3 separate regions of the Mus musculus genome follow, and regions 2 and 3 are each linked to region 1. A link is a loop called in an ENCODE intact Hi-C map of the cell type or tissue named here. Cell type or tissue: gastrocnemius. All regions are shown on one strand. Region 1 holds the start of Map2k4 (mitogen-activated protein kinase kinase 4). Region 2 overlaps Map2k4 (mitogen-activated protein kinase kinase 4). Region 3 holds the start of Mir744 (microRNA 744).

Evidence for each region. A loop is a pair of places that touch in the nucleus more often than their neighbours do. Peaks named below come from ENCODE experiments on the same cell type or tissue, not always from the same donor. Only the 100,000 strongest peaks of a DNase experiment are listed, where the experiment ranks them.
Region 2: a loop joins it to region 1, with 2.0 times the contacts of the local background. A loop is called at or near these places in 10 of 42 quality-filtered maps.
Region 3: it touches region 1 in a loop (1.8-fold over the local background); 6 of 42 quality-filtered maps call a loop at or near these places.

What each region holds. Positions count from the first base shown.
Region 1 is chr11:65,787,043-65,789,542 of GRCm38, forward strand. It overlaps Map2k4 (mitogen-activated protein kinase kinase 4), which reads right to left and starts at 1,317. Exons shown (of 11, transcript NM_009157.5): 1 at 1,094-1,317. The coding sequence starts at 1,202. In gastrocnemius, a CTCF peak has its summit at 1,274; a DNase peak (open chromatin) is centred at 1,298; H3K4me3 peaks cover 1,816 bases; H3K27ac peaks cover 1,750 bases.
Region 2 is chr11:65,726,415-65,728,914 of GRCm38, forward strand. The region is part of intron 3 of Map2k4 (mitogen-activated protein kinase kinase 4); the gene reads right to left. Among named protein-coding and RNA genes, the nearest start is that of Mir744, 7.2 kb to the right of the region's middle. In gastrocnemius, no CTCF peak of the experiment used is centred here; no DNase peak of the experiment used is centred here.
Region 3 is chr11:65,734,007-65,736,506 of GRCm38, forward strand. Map2k4 (mitogen-activated protein kinase kinase 4) reads right to left here. Exons shown (of 11, transcript NM_009157.5): 3 at 1,186-1,360. Mir744 (microRNA 744) reads right to left here and starts at 826; the gene lies at 727-826. In gastrocnemius, no CTCF peak of the experiment used is centred here; no DNase peak of the experiment used is centred here; H3K27ac peaks cover 1,855 bases.

The DNA.
Region 1 (2,500 bases):
CTAACTAAATTTGAATTAATTAGCTTAGGACCTGTACAGAATATATCTTCTGAATGAAATGCTCAATCTGTTTATATACTATCCCATAAATGTTTCTTATGGGAAGGGATGTAAATACAGATCGTATTTCTGCTGCCCAAATCATGGTATGCTGGCATAAACACGAAATTTTCAACATATAATCTGTTGAACTTCATTAGACACAAGGAGCGCTTTATGAAGAGTTGGTATCATACTGATACCAAAGATATCCAAACGACTCTAATAATTCAACATAAGTCGTTTGCTAAAGTTGTCAAGAGATTTCTGGGCTTGCCTGTGTCAATCCCCCCAATAAACCTAAGAAATGGACTCGGGCCTGTTATTTTCACAACACCCCCTGTCAAATCCCACACAGAGCTCCTAAGGCCTCCCGGTGAGGAAAGGCCATTACAGGGGAGCTGCCTCAGATGCCCAGACATGATCACTTTGACCTCTGCCATTCGGTTTCCTGAATCTCTCTCCCTTTCAGCCCAACTCGGTCTTCTATTTTTATCTGATTTTTCTTTTCTGCATGCGAGGATAAGACACATCTCGGGCCTGGGTCGAAACGCCTCTCCGGGGCCAATGGCTGTCTCCCCACCTTACAGGTGGCCCAGGGCCTCGCAACCCCCCGCCCCTCCCACGCAGACACCCTGCAAAGTTTTGGGGACGGGGGGACAGCGCAGTGGCCCTATTCCAGCGGCGCACCGTGAAGCGCAAGATGGCCCTGAGCCGGCCCCACTGCAGCGCGCGGGGGCGGCGGGGCCGAGGGCCGGGACGCGGCCGACCTGCGAGCCAGAGGCCCGGCCGCGCGCGTTCCCGGAGCCAGCGGGCGCCAGGTGAGCCGCGGGCGGGGGCGGCCAGGTGGGCCGGAGCGGGCAGAGCCAGAGCCGCCACAGCGTTCACCGAAACCCGGCCCGGGGCGGGGATCCCGGGGCGAGGCCGGGCCCGAGACGCGGAGCTCGGGCGGCTTCCTCAGACAGCCCCGGGGACGCAGCGGCTCCACAGGCCGCGGCTCGGCCGAGCGCCTCGCGAGGGGGCCCCGGGGTCTCTGCGCGCCCACCGTCCTTACCCTGCATGCTGCTGACCGCCGGGTGGCCAGAAGCTGGAGGTCCGATGGGCCCCGGGGTGCCGCCACCGCCCCCGGAGCCGCCGCCGCCGCTCGGGCTCGGAGCCGCCATTGTTGGAAGTGAAGAGCCGAGCGGCGCCGCGGCGGCTGCAATGCAGCAAGCTCGGCCTCTCGCTCCGCTGAGGGCGCGGCGTGCGCCGCCTTGGCCACGCCCCGGGCACGCCTCCGTCACGCCCCCGGGCACACCCCCACTAGCACTGACGCGCAGCCTGCAATACAGGTTGAGCTGCAGCGCCCAGCACTGAGGGCAGGGCCTGAAGTCCTGGATCAGGGTGACTCTCAACCTACCACTCAGGGACCCATAGTGGCTTGCAGAATCAGAAATATATGTGCATTGAGAAAAGGGAAAGACTTACAGCCCCAAAGCTTTAGAACTCCCTTCTCTGAACCTCAGAACCCAAAATCAGAACACGTAGAGTTCTACGAGATCTCAGAAGTCACGCTTCCTGTCCAGTCTCTGATCCATCACTGCAGAAGAGATGACAATAACTGTGGTCTCAACCCAGAGCTCTCTGTTCTGCTGGGGACTAACAGGAGTATTTCACTGACAAAAAAAAAAAAAAAAAAGTATCAGAACCCGAAAGAAAAAGTTCCGGTGTAGGCTTTTCAGTCCAGAATCCATGCCAAATATTTTGTTAATTTATTCTGTGTGGGAAGAAGACAGCAAACAGCAAAAGGTGAGGCTGTGATGGCCTTCAAACGCATCTCTTTTTCAAGCGCAGATCAGAAGGTGGCTTTCTTTGAAGGAAGTTATATTTTAGTTCCAGAAGAAGAATCAAAGAGCATAAAGCTGTCCGTGACGACACATGCCTTTAATCCCAGTGCTTAGGAGGCAGATCTCTCTAAGTTTTCAGTCAACCTGGTTTATGGATGGGTTCCAGAATCTTCTCTAAAAATGGTTTTAAGGATGAAAAACATCAAATAAAATACTTCTTCCAAAACAAATCGCCATTTTAGGAAACATGGGTGGACGCAAAAGAAAAAAAAAACAATATAATATAGTTGCGTTTTTATTTTTATTTTTTATTTTTAGCTTGGGCACTTTAACACCCAGGGGAAAGGCATCAAAGGTTCCATAATTTGCTAGCAATAAAACAAGAATCAGATCCTGTCACTACCAGACTCTGACCCCAGTGTGTCATGGCATTTGACTTGTCAGGAAAGTTTCCCAGCCGGCTCTAGTATCACTATGGTGTGTGAGTGTGGTGTGTGAGTGTCATTTCCACAGTTCCTTGGGGGCTGAAGCAATGCAAAGAAATAGCTTAGAGGAATTTGAATTTCCCTCTTTCCGTAAGCTTCATGAGCGTCCCAATCTCAGTCTTTGGTGTAAATAATAAATATCTCACAGTC
Region 2 (2,500 bases), 61 kb before region 1:
TTGTTAGATTAAGCAAATATATCACAGAGAAACTCTCCAAAGGGAAGGAGGGAACAAAGAAGGAAGGGTGGGAAGGAGGCAGGGAGGGAGGGAGGAAAAGATAGAATGAGAAAATGGAGAAGGAGGGAAGAGAGAAAGATAGAAACAGAGAAAAGGGGAGGGGAAAAACTCTGAGGGTCAGAGAAGCAAGCAAGCCAGGGAGGGAGGGAAATGTGCCTAGTCCTCGTAATTAACGTGCACCCAGACTCCTGCATATATACACACTGCTGTTTACTAAACATCTGCTGCTAACACCTCTGTCTGCAAAGAAGATGCAAGAGCAGATGCCCGCACCCTGCTCTACCTGTTAGAGCCCCATTACTCCACACAACCTTCCTCTGGACGACACACACACACACAAAATCTTAGGAATTTTTATTTTCTGTCTTCTATTGACTCAGATTTCTGCTGAACAAGTTTATCTTAAGCTGCTCAAGTCTCTACACAGATCACATACTTAACTTTCCAAGACATCTCATAGTGCCATGATCAACAAGAAGAGATGGTGACATCATCCAAAACAGAGAATGTGAGGTACGGAGAGGAGCATGAAATGTAGATCAAAGATCCAACATTTGTTTTCATGTCCAGAAGTAATAAATGGTGTCTACTGAGTATGAAATTACTATGGGTACTTGCATCTACTAAGTTCACAAGAACGTGAATTTTAGCTGAAAGTTCACTGAAGTCTTTTTATAAATGAAATCAATTTATAAACTTCTTGGCTTACTTCACCAAATTGATAAGCTAAAATTGGTATTTCCCATTTTTCTCACTAAAGACACTGGCTGCGCACTGAGAACTTGGGAGAATATGTTGTATCCCACCACAGTAAGGAGAGTAGAATGAAACAAGCTGGATGCGCCTTGATAAAGGGGCTTCTTCCTTCTCACTAAGCACATCATGTACATTCAAGCAGCACAATGTTGGCCAGGGCTAAGGATTCTAGGGTGTAGAGATCATGTCATCGTTCCTGTACCTATGACATTAAAAGAGACAATGAGCCAAATCTATAGGATAATCAGGAGCAAGGTTTAAGACAGCACAAGAGTTAGGAATTACCAAATATTAGTTCAGATATACGCAAGGAGGGAGAGCTATGATAAGCCTAGTATTTCTCCAAATAGCTATGCATGCTGGGATATAATTCAGTACCACAATTCAGATAGGTCTACTAAGCAATGGTCAGTTTTAGAAACTAGATTCAAGTATGATCTGAAACACACAATGGGCTGGTTAAAATTTACCTAGAACAAGCATTTCCAAACTACCTTACTCCAACTCTAATACTGTCTTTGAACTGGTATTCTCTGGGCTTCCAAAACTGGTAGATAAGAGCTATCATGTTTCCCATGGTCCTAGCCCCTTCCCTCATTCTATTTTATCTATCTGCTTGTTTCATGCTGAAGACTGACCCCAGGACTTGAGGCATGCTTAAACACATTCTACTACTTTAGTATATTCTCAGCCTCTTCTAGCCTCTACTGATTTATCTATTTTATTTACTGAGTTTCATGTAAAACTTTTACAAAAAGGAACTCACACTGAAAACCACTGACTTGGAGCTACCAAAAAAAAAAAAAAAAAAAAGCACAGATTTAATTCAAAACCCAGCCTGACAGGAGGCAGCTCTGTCATAACTGTGGAATCCCCACTCTTGGGCAGTCTCAATTTGTACTGTGCATAGGAAATACACCTCTAAGGTAATCATGGATTTCTTAATTTAGTCACATGATCTGGCCAATAAAATGAGATCACAGGATAATAGAGATCTTTCTCAAATCAAGCAACACAGCCATGACTTCTACATCCCATCCAGATTTAAATAATCAAATGTCATCACTATGGTCTTAATTGCTTAACAAAGCACTATATGATATCAAAAGGGAACTTTCTCACCAAAGTCACGTCTGTCACTATCCCATTAAAGGTTTTCAGAGCAATATGTAAGGCATAAATATAAACACTATAAAATAAACACTCTCCTCCCCCAGTGATTACTGACCATCAACCTCCACCAGAACCATTCACTGATGGAACTTCTAACAGAAACAGCCAAAGTGTACTTTTACCATTCCTGACTTCCCACAAGGAAGAAGGGCCACAAGGAGAATAAACTTAAAGACTCAGGATGCTCCTGAAGCTCACAAGATGGATAAGTGCCCCACCTACACACTCCCACCCTAGGGTTATACAAACAGAGCCAGAGAGGAGGTTCCTGCTGGCTCTGTCATACACAGGTTGTGCGGGGAACTCAAGGAATGGAGCTTTCCTGAGTCACCACCCACGCTGAGGTGGGCCTTTCAGTGATATGGATGCCTCGGAGTCACCAAAACTTCTATAAGTAATCCCTCACCTATGCTCCCTGTGAGTAGCACTAAAGAACTCTGGTTCACGGAGCTACACTTGGGTGGAGCTGCTTCTCTGGTCTGCCCCTGGAGTCCTATCTGGGGTAAATAAA
Region 3 (2,500 bases), 53 kb before region 1:
AATTTTATGAATGTATACACTTTTTCCTACCAAAAGCACCTTTCTCTCCACATTGTAAAAATATGGTCGAAACCAAGAAACTGGAGAGAAACATAAAATGTTTCCTCAACACTAATTTAGCATTATCCTGACATGACCCATCAGTGAGGAAACACTGAACACTGGAGACCTTCAATATGCTGCTGTAATAGCTCTCAGATAGCATTAAAACTGGGAGACAGACCCACTTCTCAGTGTCATCCCTGCAGGCCATTTTGACAGACAGGATTAAATTAGACTATCTGCAAAGCCACTCTCAACTGTTGTAAACTGAGATGGCATTTGTTCTCATGGGTATTTTGAGACATGAAATACAATATGGCCATATCTTGTTTTTTTCTTGTAAGTTTGCTCCCAAATTGCTAGTGTGCTGTATCTTAAACAGAACATAATGTTTTTTAAACATCTGAACAAACAAAGTACAGTTATGCAAATCCATTAAGAGCAAGATGAACACTGTCAGTTCATCACAGGTACAGAGGCTCGCTGGGTATAATTTAGACCGAATCTCCACTTCTGGCCTTTTTTAGGGGAAGAAGGTAAATGAACAAATCAAATGGCACAACACAATTAGGACAGAGGTGACAGTATTATCACAAGGTACACATTTAGATACAACTTTTAAACCAGGGAACAGGGCAGTACTGAGTAGAGATGGAATAAACCAACAGAAGCCGAGCCGGTCAGGACCGAGTAAGGTTGAGGTTAGTGGCAACAGCATGTGTGTGGTTTCCAGGAAACCGTCAGTAAGACTGCTGTTAGCCCTAGCCCCGCACCTTGCCCAGCCCACTGTGCTGCTTCTTCCTCCAGCTCCCGCCTGGCTCAGAGCAGCACTGCCCTGCTCCCAGGGGTGCAGCGGCCCAGCCTGAACTCACCTTGGCAGTGAAGGGGCCAGAAGTTTAAAACCTGTTAATGTATCACAGCAAAAATGTAATGAGCACACATACTTCACACACTCACATTCCAGAGCAAGAAAACATACAACCAGTAAGACAACCTTTACACAAAACACCCTCAGCAAAAGCAGAGACAGAATTTTTAACACCCATTATTACCACAGAGGTAAGAACAGAGCAGTGGTGTTGCTGTACCACAAAATTTCAGCTAATGGATTAAAGTACCAAAAGTAATCATGGCATCACCTACTTTAACTGCCATTATCTGCCCACTTGGTTTGTGGACCATTTTGTTGACAGAACCATAAGCTCCTCGTCCAATTTCTCCAAGGTCTTTCAAGTCCTCTGCAGTGAAATCCCAGTGTTGTTCAGGGGAGATCTTCAGTTTTCCTGATGACTCAATGCTGTGTGTTCTCAGTCTCTCTCTGTTAAAATATTGGGAAGCAATTTTTCCACATTTTAAATAGGTTTTAACTTTTTTTCTTTTAGCTAGCACTGAGTACGTGTGGGAACACTCATCTGATCACAAGCAGCCTGACCCAGTTCTAGAGCTGTTTGTGACATCTTGCTCTTTACACATTGAAATTTAATAGAATGCATTTAGGTATCCAGAAGGCACAGCTTCAAAGACAATCATACAACCCAGTCTCCTTTTGCTGATGAAACTACCAGTTTTGATTACTCAATTGTAGACCCTTTTCAAGCCTACAGAACTCTATTACCTCAAAAGCCCCAGAACTGAGAATTCACCTCTACAAATGCTTACCCTATCACACCCTCTAGCTGCTTAAGCTGTTTCCAAAATTTGCTGTATCTAAGGATAGCCTGACCTACTGTTTAAACGCCGAAGCCCAGGAGTAGCCTATAGCAATTAAAGCAGAGCATATGGGGTAAGCTGGAAAGCAACATTTCTAGTATCCCCAGTGGTTTTAGCAATACATGGGAGTGAGTACTTTAATACACTGTCCTGTTATTGTTTACACTGCACTAAAGTGGGGAACAGTTAAACAAAAGCCAGCTAACCCAAAGCAATCTGCACTATCTTATTCAAAGCCTTTAGCCTCTGTTCAACAGCAGGAGTAATGAATGGGCTTAAAGGGGAGTTGGTTACTCACAGAAAATGCAGGGATCACTTTGCATTAAATATCACACCCAAATCCCAATACAGAAACCAGACTTCTCTTTCTTCTCTCCCTTTCCCTACATGTGAGAACAAACTATGTCAAACTAGAAAGTGCAACACACATGAAGAAACCAGTGAGTATCAACAAGTTTTCAATTTCATATTAAGTCATAAAACTTGTTTCAAAGTCCAGCCCTGTGATAAGAGCAAAGACAGTTTACAGCTCACTTATCTATTTTGTTCTTGAAGAACTCTGGAATGTCTCCTGAAATTTGTAGAACTGTTTTCTGTGGCTAGTTCTAAGGGCCTCAAACACTTTAGAATGCTAAAATCTCGCTTCCCCCAAGCCCATCTTGATAATAAGTAGGATAATAAGTAGGACTAATGTTGATAATAAGTAGGATTCAAGGGTACAGTTAAAAGCTTAATATATTTTATCTAA